Linked DNA regions of Homo sapiens: regions 1 and 2 are each linked to region 3. The links are chromatin loops, found by intact Hi-C in ENCODE. Cell type or tissue: heart right ventricle. All regions are shown on one strand.

What was found. Peaks named below come from ENCODE experiments on the same cell type or tissue, not always from the same donor. Only the 100,000 strongest peaks of a DNase experiment are listed, where the experiment ranks them.
Region 1: a loop joins it to region 3, with 4 times the contacts of the local background. A loop is called at or near these places in 26 of 110 quality-filtered maps.
Region 2: it touches region 3 in a loop (9-fold over the local background); 48 of 110 quality-filtered maps call a loop at or near these places.

Annotation. Positions count from the first base shown.
Region 1 is chr4:17,162,473-17,170,472 of GRCh38, forward strand. No RefSeq gene overlaps it. Among named protein-coding and RNA genes, the nearest start is that of LINC02493, 20 kb to the right of the region's middle. RefSeq lists an enhancer at 638-1,139. In heart right ventricle, no CTCF peak of the experiment used is centred here; a DNase peak (open chromatin) is centred at 4,726; H3K27ac peaks cover 3,112 bases.
Region 2 is chr4:16,790,442-16,798,441 of GRCh38, forward strand. The region is part of intron 1 of LDB2 (LIM domain binding 2); the gene reads right to left. Among named protein-coding and RNA genes, the nearest start is that of LDB2, 100 kb to the right of the region's middle. In heart right ventricle, a CTCF peak has its summit at 4,595 (motif pointing right); a DNase peak (open chromatin) is centred at 4,570; H3K27ac peaks cover 1,622 bases.
Region 3 is chr4:17,319,786-17,327,785 of GRCh38, forward strand. It overlaps SNORA75B (small nucleolar RNA, H/ACA box 75B), which reads right to left and starts at 1,097; the gene lies at 961-1,097. In heart right ventricle, CTCF peaks have their summits at 4,772 (motif pointing left) and 4,975; a DNase peak (open chromatin) is centred at 4,771; H3K27ac peaks cover 693 bases.

The sequences.
Region 1 (8,000 bases), 160 kb before region 3:
GCCAAGGAAGTTTTCCTCAATTATTCCCCTAAATATGTTTTCCAAACTTTTAGATTTCTCTTCTTCCTCAGGAACACCAATTATTCCTAGGTTTGGTCATTTAACATAATCCCAGATTTCTTGGAGGATTTGTTCACATTTTCTTTTTCTTTTTTCCTTGTTTTTGTTAGATTGGGTTAATTCAAAGACCTTGTCTTTAAGCTATGAATTTCTTTCTTCTACTTGTTCAGTTCTATTGCTGAGACTTTCCAGAGCATTTTCCATTTCTGTGTGTCCATTATTTCCTGAAGTTTTGATTGTTTTTTATTTATGTTATCTATTTCATTGAATATTTCTCCCTTCACCTCGTATCATTTTCTTGATTTCTTTACATTGGGCTTCACCTTTCTCTGGTGCCTCCCTGATTATCTTAATAACTAACCTCCTGAATTCTTTTTCAGGTAAATCAGGGATTTTTTCTTGGTTAGGATCCACTGCTGGTGAGCTAGTGTGATTTTTTTGGGGTGGGGGGAGGGGTTAAAAGCCCTGTTTTGTCACATTACCAGAGTTGGTTTTCTGGTTCCTTCTCATTTGGGTAGGCTCTGTCAGAGGGAAGGTCTAGGGCTGAAGGCTGTTGTTCAGATTCTTTTGTCCCATGGGGTGTTCCTTGATGTAGTACTCTCCCCCTTTTCCTATGAATGTGCTTCCTGGGAGCTGAGCTGTAGTGATTGTTATCTTTCTTCTGGATCTAGCCACCCAGGGAGTCTACCAGGCTCTGGGCTACTACTGGGGGCTGTCTGCACAGAGTCCTGTGATGTGAACCATCTGTGGGTCTCTCAGCCATGGATACCAGCACCTGTTCCAGTGTGGGTGGCAGGGTGGTCAAATGGACTCTGTGTGGGTTCTTAGCTTTGGTGGTTTAATGCACTATTTTTGTGCTGATTGGCTTCCTGCCGGGAGGTGGCGTTTTCCAGAGAGCATCAGCTGTGGTAGTATGGAGAAAAACATGGTGGGTGGGGCCCTAGAACTTCCAAGAGTATATGCCCTTTGTCTTAGTTACCAGGATGAGTACGAAAGGACCATTGGGTGGGGGCAGGCCTAGGCATGTCTGAGCTCACACTCTCCTTGGGTGGGTCTTGCTGCAGCTGCTGTAGGGGATGGGGGTGAGGTTCCCAGATCAACAGAGTTATGTTCCTAGGAGGACTGTGGCTATCTCTACTGTGTCATGCAGGTTGTCAGGGAAGTGGGGGATAGCCAGCAGTTACAGACCTCACCCAGCTCCTGTACAACCCAGAGTGCCAGTCTTACTCCCAACAGCACCAATCCTGTTTCCAGGCAGTGGGTGAGCAGGGCTAAGAACTTGCCCCAGGCTACCTGCCTCCCAGCTGCGAAAGCAAGTATGGATTTCCTTCTTCCCCAGTCAGTGGAATCTGCACACTGGATTCACACCCTTCCCCAAGTTCTGACCAGGAGGCTTCTTGATCAGTTCAAATTGTTACAATGTTCAGCTGGAAATTTCCTTCTCCCTGTGGCCTTTTCCCAGTGCCTCTGGCAGCCCTCCCAAAGGATTCCTGTGAAGCCAGGTAGGAATGACCAGCTTGGGGACCCAGCGAGCTCACAGGGCCTTTTCCACTGCTTCCTCTACTTCTGTACCTCGCTTGGCTCTCTAAATTGGCTGAGCTCCAGATAAAGCCAAAATCTTCTCCCGTAATCTAGACCTTCAGTTTCCCCAGTGGGGATGTGTGTTTAGAGGTAAACAATCTCCCTTCCCCACTCCTGCAGTTTGGGCACTCAGCATATTTGGGGTATCTCCTGGGTCCTGCAGGAGCAATCTGCTTCCTTCGGAGGGTCTGTGGCCCCCTCGGGTTTCCTAGTTTATTCCTGCAGTCGTTCTGTAGCTAAAATTCATGATGCGAGCCTCCATACACTGCTCTGTCCATCTGAGTCAGAGCTGCAATCTAGTCCTGCCCCTTGTCTGCCATGATTCCCCTTTTTCTCGTCTCAAATTTGTTTAATTTGTTTTTGTCCATGAATTCATCACTGTTTCTATCTTGCTCTGTATATTGTTTATCACAGAAGAGATGATGAGCAATGGAAGCCTCCAATCTTCCCTGAGAGCAGTAGCATAAAAACCATGTAGCCTCTGGACTCTGGGTTTATTCAAATAGAATCTTCTATTAAAATCACATTCCAGATAGGAAAAAAAAAAGTTTTAACTACAACTGATCTAAATATTGTTGACAGAAGACCCCCTCCTCTAAAACTGAGACAATGCCTATTACAAAGACTACATTTCAAAAGTTAAAAGTAAGCTAAAGTAAAAAGTTGGGACAGAGTTTAGATTTAAGGCTTTGGCCCATGGATTGGCTTGTAGTCAATATTTTCTTGAGTTACACATACAGTGAAGATTGCCACGAATAAGATGACACATTGAAAATAACATTATCTGAGCAGCGTCATGTCTGGATTTTAGCCAAGCTCAAGAAATATAAAATAAGGTTATTTCTATATGGTAGCCTCACTGCTGGGTATCTGGCTTTTAATGGTTTAGTGAGAAGATTTCATATTGATTTTTTTTCAAGTTTACTTTTTAATAACACAAATAACCTTCAGTAACTCATGAGGTATTCCATTAATGCCATAAAAGTACAAAATTTGAATTTCTGGTTTAGAAGTTCTCACATTTCATAGAATGCAAATGTTAGATGCATTTATGCAATCACAAATGCAACTAAGGTCATTGGTGGCAAACAACAGAAAGCAACTCTGGTTGATTTACACAGGAAGGGAATGAATAAATGGTGTTGGGATGTTCAAGGAATGGATCTGAAGGCAGAGGAACTAGGCTCAAGAGTCTGTGAGCAGAGCCAGGATCCTGCCCCATCACTACCGGCCATGTGCTCCCTCCCAACCCATTCCATGCTGCTAGACTCATTTGCCCTGGACATTCACTCTACACCAGTGATCTCCTGAGTCCAGCACAGATGCCATGGATAATGTCTCTTCACATCATTCTCTCATTATTCAAAGTCCTAGACAGAAGCTTCTTCTTACTCACACTCAAGTTTTGGCCCTGGATCTAGCTGTTAGCCAGTAGAGACAGGAAATACTTGCCCCCTCCTTGGGCTTCTGCTCAAATAGGAAAGTATCCAGAAGCTGGGGAATCAAAATGACTAAAGTTTGTTAAAATAAAATACCCAAATGAATACAAAGTGAATATTTCATGTCAGTGAAATACCCAAATAACAAAGAACTGTAATTTATTGAGGTGACTTTCTTCCAGGCAATGCACTATGTGCAATATATAATATATTGCGTACTTCTAGGCAATACACTATGTATAGTATATAATATATATAATTTCCATCTCATTTAATCCCTCATAGCACCCCTAATGAGACAGGTATTATCATATTAAGGACAAGGAAAGAGTAACATGCTCAGGGTCACAGAGCTATTGAGCATCAGAGCCAGAATTTAAAGGAAAGCCTTTCTGAAACAAACACCAGTTCCTCTAACCACTGAACTACACAGTCTCTCCATGAGTATTGCCACTGTGGGTTGGCTCAGGGTTTGCACTTACAAGGCATATGATGCATGTTTATTTTGGCATTTCCTTTCAGTAGACATTCAGTGAGTTTCCACCACCTATAAGCCACCATCTTAAGCACCATGGGTGGATATAAACATGAGTAAAGTACACATCGGTCACTAACTGCAATATGGAGAATGACAAAATCCCTGCAAGTGACAAATAAAAGATAAGTCATACCCTGAGGGCAAGGATTGTGTCTTTCTTGCTTACTGTCTATCCTTAGTACTTAGCATGGTGCCTGGACATAGCAGACTCTCAGTAAGTATTTAATAAATGAATAAAAATAATTAACATTTATTATGCACTTACTATGAGCCACGCACCCTGCCAAACCTCCTGTGAGGTACTTACAATGATTAATCTCCACTGTGTATCCTACCTAGGATCACATGTGAGTAAGGGGCATACAAAACCATGCAGACTGTACTTTACTGGGGGTGAGAGCTTCAGCTTGAGGTCGGCAACCAGACAGCATGCTGGCTATAGCAATCTGGGCTCCACATCTGTACCCCTTGGCTTTCATAAGAAGAAAAGGCATCTTGTTCAATGGCTCTGTTAAGAGAAAAGAAATTGCTTTCCCAGAATTTTCCCACAGATCCCCCCTTTGCATCTAACTGCCAGGAATTGGTCATATACTTATTCCTAAATTGGGTCCTGTAGCCAAAGTGAAGTCATGAGCTGATTGGCCTCGGCCAAAATGGCCAGTCCAATCAGGTCCAGAGAAGTATTAAGAGGGCTATTAAATAGTATTAAGAGGGTTCTGATGATTCTTAATAGGGTCAAGCCCTGCAGCTGGAGGTTGGTTCAACTTCCCCTGGAGCATATGGGCTATTGGGAGATGGGTAGCTACCTGAAAATAAGTGGAACTACTCTCAGGAAGGGGAAATGGACAGATGGATGCTCTATCGGTAACTGAATATGTCCACTATGACCTCCCTCTTTAAATTCCTACAGGCCCCCGCAGCTCTCAGAATGAAGTCTGAATGCGTCAGCAAAGCACACAACGTTCTTCACCACTTGCCTTCAGCCTGATTTTCCAGGCTTACTTCCAAACCTTGCAGGTCTCCTCCCCTGGTTTCCTAGAACTATTCACTCTCCTCTGAAAGCATGCCCTGCCCTTCCCCTTGCCTTTGCCCATGTGGTCTTGTGCCCGGAAAACTTTTCAGCTCTCAGATAACATGGCAGCTCCTCCTCTCAGCACCACGTCCTGCCTACTCCTTTGGGTGAACTGCTACCCAGTGTCTCAGGGGCCCCCAGGAGACAGTCTGCAAGGGCAAGCCTCCCTCACCAGGCTGCAGTGGTGCCTTCCTTGTCTTTGAATAAAGCAAGAAAATGAAAAGTCATCTGAATGAGTGAATGAATCCTAATGCAATATACTGTCTCAATTTCTTGAGCTTTTCCTTCCCAACCCTTATCACAATTGAAATTACATATTCATTGACATAATCATTTGTTTGGTATCTGTTTCCCCCCATAAAAATATAAGCTGTCTGGGGGCAGGAACCATGTCTCTTGTTCACTCCTGTACCTACCACAGTGTCTGACACATCTCAAGGGTTTAATAAATATCTGTTGAATGAATATAACATCCAGAATATAAAGCTGCCTAAAAACTGCACACACTATTTTTTCCATTGTATCTTTTCTTCAACAAGGAAATAATATGGCTCATAGGAATGAAGAAGAAACCTAAGCTTTATTCCAGACAGCTTTTCACGGCTTTGATTGCTGGAAAGAGGCAAAACCCCAAGTCACATGATTTTGTATTTAGAATATTAATTTTCCCTAGGTCATGCAGAAACAGCGATACTTTCCTTAATGAAATGCTCTTGTACTAGTTTCTATTTGTATGCAAAACACATCATTGGTTTAACATATTGAGACAATCTCCCCTACCCATGCACACCCATATCTGCCTAGCCGAAGAAGGGGAAAGGCTTCTGATTTATTACACATAAACAAAATGAATAAGATAACATTTTATTAGTTAGAAACCATTATAAAAACAGCAATAAAATGGGGCAGTACAAGTGGAAGACGCCCTTATCAATAAATCCTCAGAAGTTTAGGACCCTGGTGCATGTTGTAATAATAAAAAAGATAATTAAAAGGATCGAATTGCACAGCTGTATCATTTTATCAAGAAGCAGCCCTCTAACAATAGAAAACATCAGGGCAGTAACAGTTGGTGAGTCTCTAACCTTTTTAAAAAGGAAAGGTATTTGAGATTCAAGTTGTTTTAGCTATTGTGAGAAGAATCCATGTTTACGTTGTGTCGCATTGAAACATGCAAATCCAGGCAAGAAATGGCTTTCCTTTAAAATCAGTATCTTTATGAGTCTTGTTTCTTGTGCTGAGCAGTAACTGGCTTTATTAAATTAGCCATATCCATCCTATCAATTATAGCTGATATTATAACTAACAACTGTAGGTGAGAAAGACAGTTTCCTTACTTTTTGTCTAAGAAAGTCTTGGGTTTTCTTCCCTTGACTGAGAATCTTCATTTTGTCTTAGAAAATCCTTATGACACATTGCAAATACTTTTTATACAAAGACATCACAAGGAAACACAGAAACCTCAGAGCTTTTTCATTTCCCAGAGAGCTGTAGTCAGTTTTTAGAAAGTAAATTGTGTCCTCTACCCTCCCCTCAACTCCCTCCAGGTCAATGTTTCCCCTCCCCCATCCTGGTCAGTTTAATATGAGTCACTGCCTGGGCTTTGTTGTATGGAATAAAATAACATATTCTCCTGGGAGTCAGTTCATGCAAAACACTCCCTGCTGAGAGTGGAAATTTACCCATAAGACATTCTTCCAGCAGCAAGCCCCTGGAGGAAACCTGACCAGAATGTTTAAAGACTTGAGGAGCTCGGTCTCCTTAACTCCCTCAAAATTTCTCAGAGAAAAAAAAAAACACACACACACACATATTTAAGGTTTATAACACCTGGTGACAAAAGACACAGTGAGATATGATGTTATTTAGAAAGAAAACTGAAAATGAGTAGATTATTTCCAATATTTCGTCTGCCACTCTGTCTTCTACCACGATTTCTATTCTTTCTATTCTCCCTTCCCATTTTGGTTTATGGTCACTCTGCAGTCGTTCCATTGATCAATGCATGAACTCTTTCTTTTAACAACTGCCACATACTCAATAAGTTACTTTAAGCCAAGTAGCTATTATTTTGCAACATATTTATAAACTCTGATATATTTTCTGTAGTGTAAATGACATCGATTTACCACTAAAATAATACATGTGTTCATAAATGCATAAATCACAAGAAAGCTTAGTTGGGACTTATAAAAAGTCTTGAAACAAGCCCATCTTTGTAAAACATACACATATACATAATATAATTAATAATGTAATATACACACATACTATAGATACAGATACTTTTTTTTTTAATAGTAAAGCTAAGGATCATGAAAGAACATGGAAATGGAAGCCCAGCCCAAGAACTTTGCCTCTCCTTCATCAACATTTACCAAATGGTGATGCAAACAAATCAGAAGAAATATAAATTTCACCGAAGGCAGCTCCCATCTTACAGAGGGCCTAGACAAAGCTGGTAAGAACCGGCTGTCTTGAAAAGGCATCAGAAGAGATTTACTTGATGGCCCCTGGGCTAGACATTGTGTCATCTTTTCTTTTTATTAAGAACTTGTTATCTAGGTTTTCAAAAGTGTACTTATAATACACTTTACTAAATAGTTTGTAGAGTTGCACAATGTATGCCTGTATAAAAACCCTGTTAAAAATTTCAAAGTTTGCAAACTGGAAGAATAAGTGAGTGGCTCATTTAATTTATTTTAATCAGTTATATCAGGAAAATGCAATTATATTGAAGGGAACCCTTTGCAGAAGCAGAGAGCAATTAGGTTTTGCGTGCAGAGTACTTTTTTTTTTAAAGCCCATGTCTGCAGCATTAAAGAAAAGCATAATGTCAATCATCTTGATTTCAAATTCCTTTAGTGCAGTCCTTAAACAGTGCAAAAATTATAGAAAGCTAAAGCTATTTTTGTCAAGATTGTGTGCAGCTGTTTTCTGCAATTCTTGAACATTCTTGATATAAATGTGTTTCCAAAGGTACCCGTTTTTAAAAGTAAAAATTACTGCAGTAATGCTCTTAACCTTATTTTAAATAGACATTTTCACATCATCTCTTAAAGAGAAAAACTTACCAAAGAGGCCCCTTGAGTGAGCTAAAGTTTCACTAAATTTAAGTAATGGGATTTCCCTGCTCATTAACATCATCTTATGCAAAAGAGTAGCTTAAAACTTGACAAGTAGATGGCAACAGTGCAAAATGGCAGCCTATTTAAAGGGAATTTGTTAAATTGTCGAAGATGTGGGTGGGAGACAGGTTAAGAAAATTTTATAACAAGTACTGCACTTCCAAAGACAAGTCTAAAATTCT
Region 2 (8,000 bases), 530 kb before region 3:
TGCAGCATGAGTAGAGGAAATGATTGATATTCAGTAATAGTGCTGGAACATTTGGTTTTCCATAGGAAAAAAATATATAAATAAAAATGTACATACCACCTAGGTTTGTGTACGTACACTCCATGACGTTTGCATAACAACAAGATCACCTAAGGATGCGTTTTTCAGAACGTATCCTTGTCGTTAAGCAATGCATGACCATTCAAAGCAGTCTGACGGAGCTAACATATTATTTCCTCGATAACCGGGATGAAAGTGTCAGATGTTTGAAAATCCTGGAGTTACAGCACAGGAAATGTGAGTCATCTGAGATTTCCAGTTCTTCTTCCAGGTAACCCAGAGTTAAGTTTAATGCTCTTGCAAAAAGTTACTTTCAGGTATGAACCAGAAAGAAAAAAAAATTGCCTAAAACCCAAAGCAATGTGTGAAACTGTTAAATTGTGGTATCCTGAGTAGAGACTTCAGTAGGCAATCCAGGACTTAGGCTGTGTGGATGAGAGCTATACATACAGGCACACCAGGCCCTTTCTTCACACCCTTTTTGCTCAGCAACTTCTATTTTCTAGAAAAGCCCAACTGCCTGGCTCAGAAAATCTACTTACATAACTACTTGTCATTATCAACTACCAGGTTAGCTTTCTCTACTGATGCCCAAGCCAACATCTCACACTCCTGCAACAGCTAAGAGCATTTTAGGATTTCCATGACAAAGCCTGTTCTTTGTGCTTTAATGCTTTGCTTAGTTTTCATATTTGTTGTGAACTCAAACCTAAAAGGGGATTGTCAAATCAGGCTTACAAAACCAAAACAACAACAACAACAACAACAAAAACGGCTGGGCGGGGTGACTCACACCTGTAATCCCAGCACTTTGAGAGGCCAAGGTGGGTGGATCATGAGGTCAGGAGTTCGAGACCAGCCTGGCCAACATGGTGAAACCCCGACTCTACTAAAAATACAAATATTAGCTGGGCATGGTCGTGAGCACCTGTAATCCCAGCTACTCGGGAGGCTGAGGCAGGAGAATTGCTTGAACGGGGGAGGCGGAGGTTGCAGTGAGCTGAGGTCATGCCTCAGCACTCCAGCCCGGGCAACAGAGCGAGACTCTGGCTCAGAAAAAAAAAAAAAAAAGAAAGACAGCCATTACAAATAGAAGCAGCTGCTTTTGATTTACAAACACTGTAATCTTCCCCAGGCTTTAGATATTTTTTTTGACAACATCCAGATCAGAACCAATTTAATTTTGAAAGATAGCTAATCAGGTAATTTGCTGTAGTACCTCTCTTGTTTTTGATTTTGTAAAGGAGGCTGGGAGGCTTGCACGAAGAAACCAGCACTTTATTGAAGATTACGAATTGACCCTTCAGGTATCATAAAATGTTTACCTATAATCTCCAGAAACAAGATAACTTCTGTACATTCATTTCAGCAACTTGAGCACTTCAGAGAGCTGTGTGAAATGGTGGTACCTATTTACATGGGGAAAGCTTGAAGCTCCAAACATTTTTTTATTATGTGATACTTCCTGATCCCCTTAATGTTTTTAGTGACTTACGTAGATAAACTCTCAATTTTGAAGGAGAGGAGTTGAACAGTCTCATAATCTTGATTTTGCAGTGTTTTATACTTCCAATACCCTAACATGTACACACTTGATGAGAAACAAAATGGGTGTGGATTTGAGGATTTCACATATTGTGAGATCATTAGTGTTAACCTAAGTTTTTTATCCACTAAACTTTGTTGAGCACTTACTGTGTAATAGGAATATGAGCTCTCTATCCTTAGATTCATATTTTAGTCTGGACAACAGGGCGACCCATGAAATGTTACTTTCTGAATACTTATATTCTTACTGTGTGCCAGACTGTGTTTAAAGTGTTTTACAAATATTCAATCCTCATGACAAGCCTATAAGATAGATACTGATTTGTCTCTTTAATTACCTGTGCTTTAAATTTGATCTGACTTCAGTCTCAGCCATGAGATTTTATTTCTCTCACCATGTAATTGTATCACACAGGATAGTTTTTTAAGACCTATTTCACCTTCTAATGTAGATGAAAGTGTCACAGAGTTGATACCTGTTGCTGTCTGCTAAGTCCTCCTCTCCACAACCAATTATCTAACTGCTCCTTCTGAGCAACTTCTCTTCCTTTTCGAAAGATGCATCATGGTTATGGGGAGAGCAAAGAGCCCATAGACATTACCCTGCCAATCTGGACAGATAAATGTGAAAAGCTGCCATTCCTCCCAGTTATCCATGTCCCTGGCCTCTCCTCGGCTCCTGTCTGCAGTTAAACAGTCCTTTTTGCTCAGTGACTTACAGGCAGGAATTATGAAAATTCTTACAGGAAGCTTTAACAAGAGGAAGGAGGAAGGAACATCATGATACATTTTATAAAGGCACTTTTCAAAATGTTTTCAGCATACTGTTGTAGAAATAAACATCAATTTGGGGGTTCAAATCCCAGCTCTGCTCCATTCTTGCTGTGTGATGTTGAGCAAGTTCAACAATCCCAAGCCCTCTTCAAACCCAAAAGAAAAGGAGCAGGGCCCCAAAGAAATGGACCCCCTTGGTTGGAGTATATTGTACAGGATTTCAGGTTATATAAGTAGAGGTTGAAGGTGGCTATTTTCTTTGTACAGCTTAAACGTTTGATTTTCCAAATCAGGAAACTTCATTTCTAAGTGTGCTAAATAGAATCTATAGGCTTCCTTCAGCTGACAAAAGGGAAGCAGCTGAAAATTGGTATACGCGTTGCCTTTAATTCAAGCTTTTGTGCCCTTTTTTTGGTCCTTATCGTTTAGGAGATTATATGCAGCTCCTGACCCCCAGGGAGAGAACAGCATCAAAGCACCCTCTAACCAGGGCAGAATGAGGCTGGTGACCTGAATTTTCTGGCTTCTGTGGGTTTATGTCTAATCTCCAGTGTTCCTTCAGGTGGTATTTTGTGCTTAATTATACTTAAAGGTTTGGAGGGTTCCATAGGTGGAATTCCATCTGAAGCCCAAACCGTCAAACCATCAGCTCCCAGGTTGCCATTTGAAGCTTCTTATTTTTAATCGTGCAGGTCTTTACCCAAGATGTGTTTTTTCTCATGTTAAAGGGTTTTTGTCTTTTAAGCAGCCATTTATACATACAAAAAGCAGTGTTTTGTTCAGGAATAAAATCACCTGAATAAATCTAAATCTGTCATGTAAATATTTCACCAATTATTACTAAGGGCTTTTTAATGATTCCTCTTTGTAACCTCTCCCTGCAGTCTAAGTCACTCCACTGGGGTAGGAAATATAAAACCCAAAATGTATTTGGAGCACAGCTGTATAGAACATCAATCTGAACCATGATGTGGTAAGAACCATAAGTGAACATGAAAGTTAAGAGGGACCAGAATGTAATGAGACAGGCAGGCTCTATCCCCATTTTACAGATATTGAAACTGAGGCCTTGGAAAACTACATGGGGTTATTGGTGCAATTAAAGCACTTATCTGGGACCTGCAGCTCCTTTCCTACCCCTCTCGGTAATGTCTTAGATTTACCAGCTAAAGGTCATTAAGCCATACTGCCTCTTTCAGTTAGTATTACATATTCAAAATCTGTTTGCATCCTTCCAGGGGAAGGGCCGTGCCCAAAGGGGACAGCACTGCTCTCTCTTATCAAAACAGGGCCTTCTTGGAGCTTACTAACGACCTTAAAGCCCACAACAAGCAGCTCAAATATATGGGTTAGGCAGCATGGGGCTGACACCCTGGGGCAGAGCTGAGATGATTTGGTTTACACCCCCTAAAATGCCAGGCTATATTCTATATCCTGAAGGTGCCTTAGTTGACAGGAGGTGGAAGTCAGGGGGTATCTTGGCTAAGGGAACAGGTGGCTAAAAGAAACCATGTAATGATATTAGGATGACCACCTCAAGATGACTGCAGCTCCTCCTCAGCTATCACTGTACCTTCAATCTGTGCAACAGATCTCTATGAAAAATGCACGTCTCATCTTCTTATACCTTCCCTGTCCTTGCTTTCATGATGCAGGCCAAGGGTTCTGAGTTCCAGAGTGGATGACCTAGGCTGGAGCTCTGGCTTTGTTATTGAGCTGTGTGACTTTGGGTCTGTTACTCACCTTCTCTGTACCTCAATCTCTTCATTTTTCAAATGTAAATAATAGAAGTATTTATCCCATGGGGTTAATAGCATCAATAATAAATTGATACATTTAAAGAGCATAACACACTAAATATTCAATGATGTTACCTATTATTAGGTTGATGCTTATGAACACTCAACCATTTGTTGTTTACATAAATGACAATTTTGGATGGGGTTCAACCTATTATTAAAGTTCTCAGCCTTACTGAAGCTTCATCTTTCCTTTTTGATTTAACTTAAGCATCACCTGCTCCTGGAAGCCTTTCCTGATGTTCAGTCTGAGTTCATTCCCACATACAATCATGTGTTCATTTACTCAACCTGACAGTATTGAGCACTCATGGCCACGTGCCAGGCAGTGGAAATTAAACAGTGAGCGAAAATCCAGGCAGGAAAGACACAACCTAGTAGACAATCAATAGAATCAGTGCCTCTCTAGGCCAGTAGAGGGCGCTAGGAGCGGGGAAGACATGCTTGAAAATAGGATCTCGATGGAGAGCCTGAGTTGAGGACAGGGAAATCTTCCCGGAGCACATAACCTTTACCCAAGACTGGCAGAAAGAGTAGGAATTGGTCAGATGAAGAGGAGAAGATTCTTCCAGAAACACCTGGACCTTGCTGTGAAGAGAGAGCCTGGGGAAGAGAAGCATGTCAGATGTGGCTGCAGAAAGAGAGCCTGTGGTGGAGACGGCAGTTAAAGAGTCCATATTACAGAGACCCAATCATAAAAGGCCTTGTAAGTCACCAAAAGAAATCTGGGCACAATCTAAGGATGCGCTCACTGCCAGGAACGTGCAAGTGCAAGGTTGCATCTGAGCAAGCCCTTCCTAACATTTGTCCTGAGGTGTCTTGCTGGTCTCCCTCTAGTCCTAGTCCTGCTGGGCTTTATCTTGAGGTCAACAGGAAACCCTTGAAGGGTTTCCAAAGGAGAGAGATACTTCCTTAACAGCATTTGAGGTGGTTCACTCTAGCTCACCTTGGGTAATGCACCAGAGAGAGGAAAGAGGAAGGCAGAAAGACAGGCAGTTATTCAGGCATGAACAATACCATGAATGGAGGCCTTTATCTCCAGCAAATCACTTATGACACTGATCTGTAATTTGTTTGTCTTTCACTAGACTCCGAATCCCTTGAGAATGAGGACTCAGGAGTCTCCCCCACCACCTTAACCTGTAGGACCAGTACATAATAGATAGTCGCTAAACGGTACCTATTATAATTGTAGCTACTGTTACTAATACTTTCTATTGTTAAAATTGAGATAGACAAATGCTATTGCTATAGTCCCACTTAGCAAATTGGATCCCATGGAATATTAACCTTCTGAGGTGTGTTAACCAATGTTTGGGGTACTGAGAGGGAAGGAGGTCCCCGAAGTCAAAGAAATTTGGGAAACATTTGCTTATAAACATTAAATGAGCCGGCGCGGTGGTTCACGCCTATAATCCCAGCACTTTGGGAGGCTGAGGTGGGCAGATCTCTTGAGTCCAGGAGTGTGAGACCAGTCTGGGCAACATGGTGAAATCCCATCTCTACAAAAAAAAAATTAGCCCGTCATGGTGGTGTCGTGTGGTCCTAGCTACTGGGGAGGTTAAGGTGGGAGGATTCCTTGGGCCAAGAAGACGAAGGTTGCAGTGAGCCAAGATCGTGCCCCTGCACTCCAGCCTGGGCAACAAAGTGAGCACTCTGTCTCAAACAAAACAAAACAAAACATTAAATGGCATTAGTATACACACATATGTTTCTAAACTCTCACTGCTGAGAGAGTCTGAAAGCAACAACACCTCAGTAGCAATGAGTGACCAAAAGTGGAAAAATTTGAATAACAAGATAAATAACATAGTACTGGATTATAACTCAATGTACAATACTGACATCCATGAATCCATGCTGATATACATACATGGTTGAATAAATAAATGGAAGAGATGAGACACATTTCCCATGCAGAAGAATCACAAGTGATTTATGTAGACACCCCCCTTGCAAGGAGATGGAGCCTCCCTACCCCTTAAGCTTGGGCTTGGGCTTAGTGACTTCCTTCCAAAGAGTATGGTAAGGAAACATGAAAAAAGAGTAATCATGTGGTGGAGAAACCTGACAAATACTAAGTCAGCCAGGTGATCAAGCTTAACATCGTCACTAATAAGCCATGTTGGTAACATGTGCCTTTCATAGGATGTGATGAGAATGGCACTGTACTTTGGTAGTCTTTGTCCCCAAAACCCATCACCCCTGTCTAATCATGAGAAGAACAGCAGACACGCCCAAAGGGAGGGACATTCTGCCAAATACCTAACCAGCACTTCTTAAAACATTCATGGTTAACAAACATAAGAAAAGTCTGAGAAATTGTTCCAAGCAAAAAGACCCTATAGAGACATGATGACCAAATGCAACGTGGTATTGTGCAGGGAAGCCTGAAAATATTATGAAAAAACTGAAGAAATCTGAATAAAGTGTGGAGTTTAGCTAATAATACAGTGGTTCCTTGGTATATGCAGAGAATTGGTTTCAGGACCCCTGCATTGACCAAAATCCTCAAGTCCTGCAGTCAACCCTGAGGAACCACATAGACGAAAAGGTCAGCCCGCCCTGTATGAGGGCTTTTCATCTCACACATGCGTATTTTTGATCCGCCTTTGGCTGAAAAAAATGCAGGTGTAAGTAAACCCATGCAGTTCAAACCCATTGTTCAAGGGTCAACTGTAATGTATTAATATTGGTTCATTAGTTTTGACAAACTAAGGATCATACTAAGATCAGACTAAGATCATACTAACGTAAGATCTTGACAGCTGGGGAAAATGGGCACAGCATACATGAGAATTCTCTCTACCGTCATTGCAATTCTTATGTAAATCTAAAAGCATTCTAAAGTAAAAAGTCTACTTAAAAAAAATAAATGATGTCTTTACTATCTGACTTCTCAAATGCTTTAATATGCTGAGACATTTTGAGTATTCCCAAATTAATATGACTAAAGAACTGAATAGCTGTTACATTCTCGGGTCCTAGGGTTCTCTAGAATAGTTAGGAATGATAATAATAATAGCTAACATTTATTAGAGAGGCTCTGAGCTTCGTGGTTAATAACTTTATCCCGTGAGCCAGACTCCCTGCTCACCTATGACCATCACTACTTAAGAGCTGTATAATCAAGGCTGGGCATGGTGGCTCTCCCCTGTAATCCCAGCATTTTAGGAGGCCGAGGTGAGCGGATCACAAGGTCAGGAGTTTGAGACCAGCCTGGCCAACATGGTGAAACCCTGTCTCTACTAAAAATACAAAAATTAGCCAGGCATGGTGACATCCACCTGTAGCCCCAGCTACTTGGGAGGCTGAGGCAGGAGAATTGCTTGAATCCAGAAGGCAGAGGTTGCAGTGAGCCAAGATCATGCCACTGCACTCCAGCCTGGGCGACAGAGCAAGACTCTGTCTCGAAAAAAAAAAAAAAAAAAGCTGTATAATCTTAGGCAAATTATTTTATTTAATTGTGCTTTGGTTTCCTTAGCTGAAAAATGGGATTAATGATGCCACTTAGTTCACAGGGTTATTGTGAGAATTCAATGTGTTTATATAAATGAATATTCCTCAATCTATATGACCCTCAAAATGACTTTTTGAGGGCTTTCCATGTGTCCTTTCTCTGCATTGTGAATATTATTATATGAAGTAGTTCCCAGCTATCATGTTATAGGGAAAGAAGTGAGTTCAAGTAACTTGCTCCAGGTCACACAACTGGATAACTATGGGATCAAGTCCATCTTGGAGGAAGCCTAAAGCTGAGGACATGACTTAGGATCTTGGAAAGCAGCAATAGGACCCTGAGAATCCAGGAGAGAGAAG
Region 3 (8,000 bases):
TCCAAGCTGTCCAAAGACAGAATAGACCTAGACAGTCTCAAAAACAAAGGAAACACACAAAGTATGAAATCTAAGACCAAATATCTTTGACCTCCCAGAACAGATCAAAAGTATAGATCTGAGTATAAATACTGTACCCTACTGGCCTCTCTAAGTATTCATCAGATGGTGTGTTTTTGGCTTAGGGGTTCTTAAATGATATACATAGAGAGAGAAAGGGAAGCAAATTTCTTGGCAGATTCAAGCATCTGTGTAGGGAAGAGGAAGGAAGAGTAGTACACTTAAGAGAATCGCAGTGGAATGGGAGTAAGAGGCTGAGAATAGACACGTTTTAGGTTTAGGCTAAGAATTGAGAGAACTCACACAGTTGCTGCGAGGATCAAAGGATAACATGCAAAAATAGACAGAAAAGTATAGCTCATGAGATAAATGTAAGAAATTCCGGTCCCAGAGGCAGCTGGCAGTGCTACCGGCTCCTGAGCAAGTGAAGCAATGCAAACTGTCGGAGGAATATGGTTCCACTGAACCTATTCCAGCCAGGAATAAACAAGGATGAAAAGGAGGCTTTGGGAACAATGAAGGCAACAAAGACAGCTGGTGGGGGGTGGAAAAAGGAATACATGAAGGGAAGTCCAATTCTGCCATGGCTTGGACATCAAGGTGCTCAAAATTCATGAAGCTCCTCCCTTCTACCATTTGCACCCAAGAGGCCTGAAAATAACCAGATTGCCAGGCCTTTCCTACCTCTCCTTCCCTCTATCTGAAACATCTCTCTTCTCCTTCCTTACTCAGCTCTTTCCTTTGTCTTCTGCTTGGTCATCTCCCAACTATGTTTCAGGTCTCTTAGTTGTCACTTTCTGCAGAAACCCTTTCTGGACTTCCCCTCACCCAATGCTAAATCCTTCTTCTTTTTGGTTCTCCAAACTCCCTGTTCTTTTGTTTGTTTGTTTTTTCTTCCCAGAATGTCTCACAAAACAGCCAAATATACCTCTGTAAAGACAGAAAGTAAAATAACGCTAGTTCTGTGAATTCTCTCTTCTTCTCATGCAAATCCATCAACTGCCATCAATGGACAGAAAGGAGCTCAATGAGAAGCCAAGCTCCCTGTTCTTTCTCCATTTCTATATAGTTACTGCCTCTTGCCATCTTCCCCATCACCCTCCATAAACTTGTTAACCTTGTGAAGGCAAGAACCATGGTGTCTACACAGTACCTGGCCCATAACAGAAACACAATAAATTCATTCATTCATTTACTCACCTGACACATATTTACTGAATATACATTCTGTGCCGGGCACTGAAGTAAAGCAGCAAACAAGACAGATAAATTCTCTGCCTTCATTCTTGGGGGAAGGAAAAGTTTTTTTTTATTTTATTTTATTTTTAAATCAAGTAAATGAAAACAAACAAGACGGTTACAGATTGCTAAAAGAGGTATGGAAAAAAATGAACAGTTTGATGACATGAAAGAGGAAGACCTTCTTTAAGTCTCATGTCTTTGGATTCTGGGAGAATCTGTCCCCTGCAGCCTAAAGCCATGTTCCTTCTTTCACCGGGATTCACTGAGATCCTCAGGGAGATCACAGGGCAATGAGGGGAACTGAAGAGGAAACCAGGGATTGTAATCATATGGGATAAGGCCTATGACAGATACTCACATGGGGCTGGGTGTGATGGAAGGGCCAAGTGGTATGTTGAAAATTTAGGAGCAGTGTTCCAGAAGGGCTTCTGGTGACGATGACTTCGAGCCTGGTGATTCAGAGTACTATGGTTTCTGGGACTGTAGTACTGGATTTGAATCCAGCCCCCACCTCTCACTAGCTGTGTGGCCTTGGATGAGTTACTTAATTTCTGTGTTTCAGGTTCCTCATCTGAAGGATGAGTTAAATGACAATACTCGCCCTACAGGGCAGTTGTGAGGATGAACTTTATTCATATACATAAACTACTTAGAATAGGGTGAATATATAGTGAGTGCTATACATGTTGACCTCGATTACTGTTTTCAGGATGCAAAAGAGTTAGCTCAATGAAGAAAAGAGTGGTGAAAAAGCATCCCAAGAAGAACAAATACCTGTGGAATGAAGGAAAGAATGGAAAGAATGGCAAATGACTCCAAGATGACAGCTTAGTCAACAGGCGCTGGCTTTGTCCGTGAATAATCATAGGGGAGAATCCATTGTGCTAGAGCTGCCTCGTGGGTTAAGAACAAACCCAGGAAAAATAGACGGGTTCTCTGTCCTCACAGGCATATTCAACAAGACTAAACACACAAGGAAGAGAGACTAAACACATGAGAAGGATGCAAGGCAGCAAAAAAACCGGCTCTGAACTAGGTAGCCAGACTCCAATGGTAATCTCAAAAAAAAAAAAAATGAATCATACTATTTTGTTTGTGATGTGCCAGACACTGGGCTAAACACTTTATATGTTTTTCCTGCTTAAATTCAGCCCACAAATACACATTATGTGACTGTCTCTCCATGACAAAACCCCTAGGAGATTTTAGGGAAGGGAGAGATTGACCCAAAGGACCCAAAAAGACAGCAAAGCTTGAGCTAGGCCTTAAGAGAAGGAAAGAATTTGAATAGAAGGTGAGTAAAAGAGAAACTACAGAAGCACAGCCCAAGAGAAACATAATGTGAGCCACAAATACAAGCTACATATCCAATTCTGAATTTTCTAGTGGCCACATTTTTTAAAGTTAAAAAAGGTAAAATTAACTTTTAGAATATATTTTATCCAATATTTGCAATGTATTAAAATTTCAGTATGTAATCAGTATAAAACATTATTAATGAGATGTTTTGCATTATTTTCTTTCTCTACTAAGTCTTTGATATCTGGTGTGTATTCTCTACTTACAGAACTTGTCAGTTTCAAGTAGCCAGACTTCAAGTGCTCAATAGCCCCATGTGACTACCACCTTGGACAGCACAAGTCAAGAGGTTTTGAAAAAAGAAAAGGCATTCATGGATGTCTTGCTAGGCCTCAGTCACTTTTTCTACAAACACAGCTTTATTTAATCTTCCAAACCACTCCCTTAGGGGAATATTGTTACAGGTTGAGTATCCCTTATCCAAAATGCTTGGGACCAGAAGTATTTTGGAATTCAGATATTTTTTCTAATTTTGGAATACTTGCATTATACTTATGCGTTCAGCATCTTTACTCCGAGAATCCAAAATCTGAAATGTTCCAATGGGTATTTCCTTTGAACATTGTGTCAGCATTCAATGGCAAAAGTTTGGATGTGAAATCCAAAAGTTTTGCATTTTGAAGCATTTCGGGTTTTGGATTTTTGGATGAGGGGTATTCAACCTGTATTATCCCCATTTTACAGAGGAGAACACTGAGACTCTAAGAGGTTAAGTTGACAGCTAAATAAGTGGGTTGATCTAGGATTTAAATCCAGCTCTCACCAACTTCAAGCCTGGGCATATTCCTCATGCTGGAATTGTCTTAGGAAACTGCTTCCGAGGACCGTGCACCCCAAAACAAGACAACACCCGGGCAGAGAGAACCACAGAGATCCTGGGATCCACTTCTGAGCAGCTTCCTCCCCAGGCTCCATAGCCCACACCAGCTTTGTACAGCCTCCCGTACAGGGAGCAGGGTGGACAAAAAGCACGCAAACACACGCAACTTTTCTCTTTCCAGTTAATTGAAATTGAGATGTACCCTGCTCCATCACAGCAAAATGACGAAAGGAAAGCAAGGAAGGGCACCTGTGTGGGTAAATCTTTTACTTCTGTTGCAGAGACGTACATGATGAACAGATACTTAGTTGGCTGCTTCTCAGCCAGCCAAGCAGGGCTCCCTTACACCCTTTGCGGCTCTATTTTGTTGTCAATTACTGTTTCTAAAACTATTAAGAGAGGAAGGGGGAAGAGTATAAACAGCATTAACGGTAATTTACGATCTGAAAAGGGACAGCAGGAGTTCGAAATCTGTCTACATTAAGATACTTTCCCCACGCTCCTCTGGGTCCTGGAGCTAGAGGATCAGGATCCAGGATCGTAGGAAAAGGATGTTTATACAACACTTCTGGCAGAAAAGACATTTTTTTTCCTTGCACGCCGAGGGCAAGGTTCAGCTGACTTTCCATAAAGGGTCTGGTCTGTGCCGAGCATGCTGTGGGTACCCTGTCCCTGGTGTGGGAAGATACATGAGCTTTCCAGATTTTTGTTTTATTTTATTTACTTTTTGTTTAATGAACCCTCCCTGATTTCTACAGTCATTCAAGCTTGCTGCCACCCACCCCACCCCACCTCAACCATCAGCAAAGCCCACCAGGAAAATTGCCAAGAGAGACACTCATCAGCTCTTCAGTGAGAATTTTGCCATGCTTCTGCCTTTGGTAACTCCAGATTCTTCCAGACAAAGGTTGACTCCATCACTAAGGCATGTTTTATGCCATCCAGTTTAACTTTGCAGGACCTACTTCTCAAGCCAAGGAATTGCAAGACCACATTATGTAGCAGCTTGAGTTAGAGTCTAAAAGGAGAGCCAGTTGCACCCCAGGATTACCATGATTTTTTCCTTTTTCTTTTCTTTTGAGGTGGGCATGAGATACCACGGTCTGGCTCTGAACACAATCTCTGGCAGCTGCTTATGATTCTCTCAACACTAATGATGTGATCAAGTCTTCGAGTGAATTTTGGAGCTGAAGGGAGAGACAAAAAGAAAATTTCATAAACCACCCCCAGAATCTGTTCGCTGAAGCACCACACATTTACAGTACCACCTTCGCGAACCAGTCTCTTAGATCACTAGCGACCCCACGTGGCCAATTTAAAAGAACAGTAATTTTTCTCCCCCCCCGCAGAAAAGAAACTTAACGCTTCAAGGTTTTACTCCTAAGTCTTCGTAGAATTTAAAAACTGAAAAGCTGTAAGGACCGTTAATGTCACCTGACCCAACCACCTCATTTTACAGGAAGCAGAGGTTGAGAGAGGTAAAAAGGGCCTCGAAAGGTCACACAGAATGTTAAGGTCAAGTTAGGAAGCAATACAAGAAATGATTCTAAGAGATTCTATGCTACTGGATTTTAATTTCTTAATCGAAGAAAGGAAAAGAAGGCTTTTGTTCCCCAGACCAGAAAATAAATACTGCTATTACAGAAGAATCACTGTAATAAGACTGCATGTTTTAAAGGATCCCAAGTTCCAATAGGTATGTAGGCAATACATATATTTCTTTCCTCTTCTACGCCTAAAACTTACCAGAGTACATTAAATAGAGTCACGGCAAGAATGAGGCCAGCATGGACAAGAGGGAGGAGTCGGCATTTGGCAAATGTGAATTAGATGCTCATTCCCAAAGCCTAGCCACTGAGCAAAGGAAAAGATTGGGTTTCATTTCCACCCTCATAATGGCACTGCAGAGTGGACACTATTATTCCCATTTTAGAAATGAGAACACTGAGGCTCAGGGAACTAAACTAACTTGCTCAAAATCTGACAGAGACTAAACTGCAAAGCTAGCTCTCTGCAGGACTTTACTTAATGCCTCAACTTATCCATCCATCAAATGGGATGATAAAGTCGGCCTGTTGATCAGAAAATGTTAGTGTTAGAAAGGGTCCTCAGAGGAACTCTCTTTCAAATGAAAATGGACCCGCTGTACATATAACAGTCAAAAATGATTGGTATCTATCTGCATATATATAATAAAGTCTAGCAAAGAGAACATGGGTGCTGTTGTGACCAGATTAAAGCTGAGAGTTAAACAGGGCATTTGCAGTTTTCGATCTGCTTGAGCATCCGGGCTGTATATTCTGTTTTGTTTACTCTGTAACATAGAGTTTCTGATTCACTTTCCCCAAGATAGAAGTCTATCTTGGTTTGATGGACAATGTTGCTGCTGCTGCAGCTGTTCAAATCACACTGCCCTTCCAGCCTCAGAGCCCTCCTCAATTCAAGAGAGAGATGCTTCATTCAAAGTCTGCTCTAAAACCAGTTAGTACGTGTCTACCTTCAGGTCCACGTGGTGTTAAAATATGACATTCTATATACATTTATATGTGTATGTGTTGATATTTATTACCACTACTAACACAGTTTTAAATTAGGTGCAGATGACCTTAAAATCATTTACTTAACTCAAGCACCACCATAGAATCCAAAAGTTCCAGGAGGAGGAAGGAAAATTTGAAAATCACTGATCCAGTCCAGCCTGCTATCAAGAAACCCTACTTTTGTTAAAACCAAAATGAGAACCTCCAAAATTTAGGATCAGCTCAAATCTCCACTCCTCATCACCATCACTACAACCCCATGTGTCACCTTTCCCACGAAGCATCTCATTTGGTCTCCTTTTGCCATCATAGGTTGGACCCCTTCCCCGCCCCACCCCACTACAGGACACGGTCCCCCATTCTTGGCAGCTCTATCCAAAGCATGGACCAAACCTCCCTTTGCTGTCTGCTCTGAGTACCATGGAAACAGTCTGGAATTTTCCCAATGCCATTTCTAAAATTACTGCAAGAGAATAGAAGGTAAATAAATACAGAAAGTGGGAGAAATCTAAAATCAATGATTTACAAAGCGTGAAATTCTGATCCAAATCTTACTACAGGTCATTCTCTCTCTAGAGCTAGAAAATCTTTCCCTGTTCCAGGAGGAGGTCCCCAAAATAGAAATACTCCATGTAAATTGGTACAAAGACTCTGAAAAGCAATCCAGCACCATCCTTCAAGGTCTGTAAAAAAATTCCTATGCTCGGGCCCTGTAATTTCACTTCTCCAACTCACCTGAATGAAATAATCAAACAGCGAGGGCAGTAATTCATTCACAAAGATGTTTGTCACTAACTCACCTATAATTATATAAAAAAAGAAAACCTGAAAACAAACTGTGCAACAGGGTTTATGATGTAGCCATAAAATGGAACATTACGTAGCCATTAAAAATGATGTTTTAAAGCATTTTTGATAATACTAAGTGGACAAAAAAAGAACTTTTAATGGCATTTAGTGAAAATAGCAAGGTGCAAAACTGGTACACATTATGTAATCAAATATTTCAAACCAAAACAAGAGAAGTATGAGTGTGTAGAGGGAAAAAAAAAAAGAAGAAGAAACTTAGCAAAATGTTCACAAAGTGAACTGACAGAGTGGTGAGATTCATGCTGATTTTCTTCTGTACTTGAATTCTGCTTTACTTTTATGATGAGTTTGCATTAATGTATAATCTGAAAATAAAATAAGTTGGGGTGGTCTCTTTAAAAAATATTTTATTAACTTTGAAGATATTAACTTTTTAAAGATATGAACTCTGTAGCCCAGGAGGCTGACACATTTTCTCAATCTACATCTCCCTACCTCCTCCCTGTCCCCATCGTGCTCCATCTCCACGCCTCCTGCTCCGCCCACCTCATCTCTGCTTCTCCTTTCTGCTTGTGGATCCCAGAGATCCACATTCATGACAGCCAATGATGCGACCCTCCAAGGGACCTTCCAGAGTCACATTTGTCAGGAGGCTGGTACCTCTTCTGAATTATTTACCCTTAAATAAAGCAACCCCATGAAAAATTCACATCTCTCAAACGTCTTGCAAGATTTTTCTTCTCCTCTTGGTTGAAAGGCAGGGTCTATGGAATTCATAATTCATTCAACTAATATTGATTGAGCGTCCACCATGTGCCAGGACCTCTTCTGGAAGAATACATGAGACAAGGCCACCACCCTCTGAGAACTGGCATTCTGGCATGGGCAAAAAATAATAAATAATCATGCAAATGAGGAGAATATCAACTCTGCTAAGTGCTGTTCTCAGAGTGACTCAGTGGCTGCCTGAGACAGTTATTCTTCAGATCTGCGACAGTAAAACCACGAGGGAACGTCCAGGAGGTACCTTGATGCCAAGATGTTTAGAAAAGCTCAACTTCTTCAGGTCTCGTGCACCAGTGGTGAATGCTAGAAGATGCCAAGACCTCTCAAGAAGAGAGTTGCAGGAGGCTTCTAAACACAGACATACGCACATGAGCTGTGGCCAG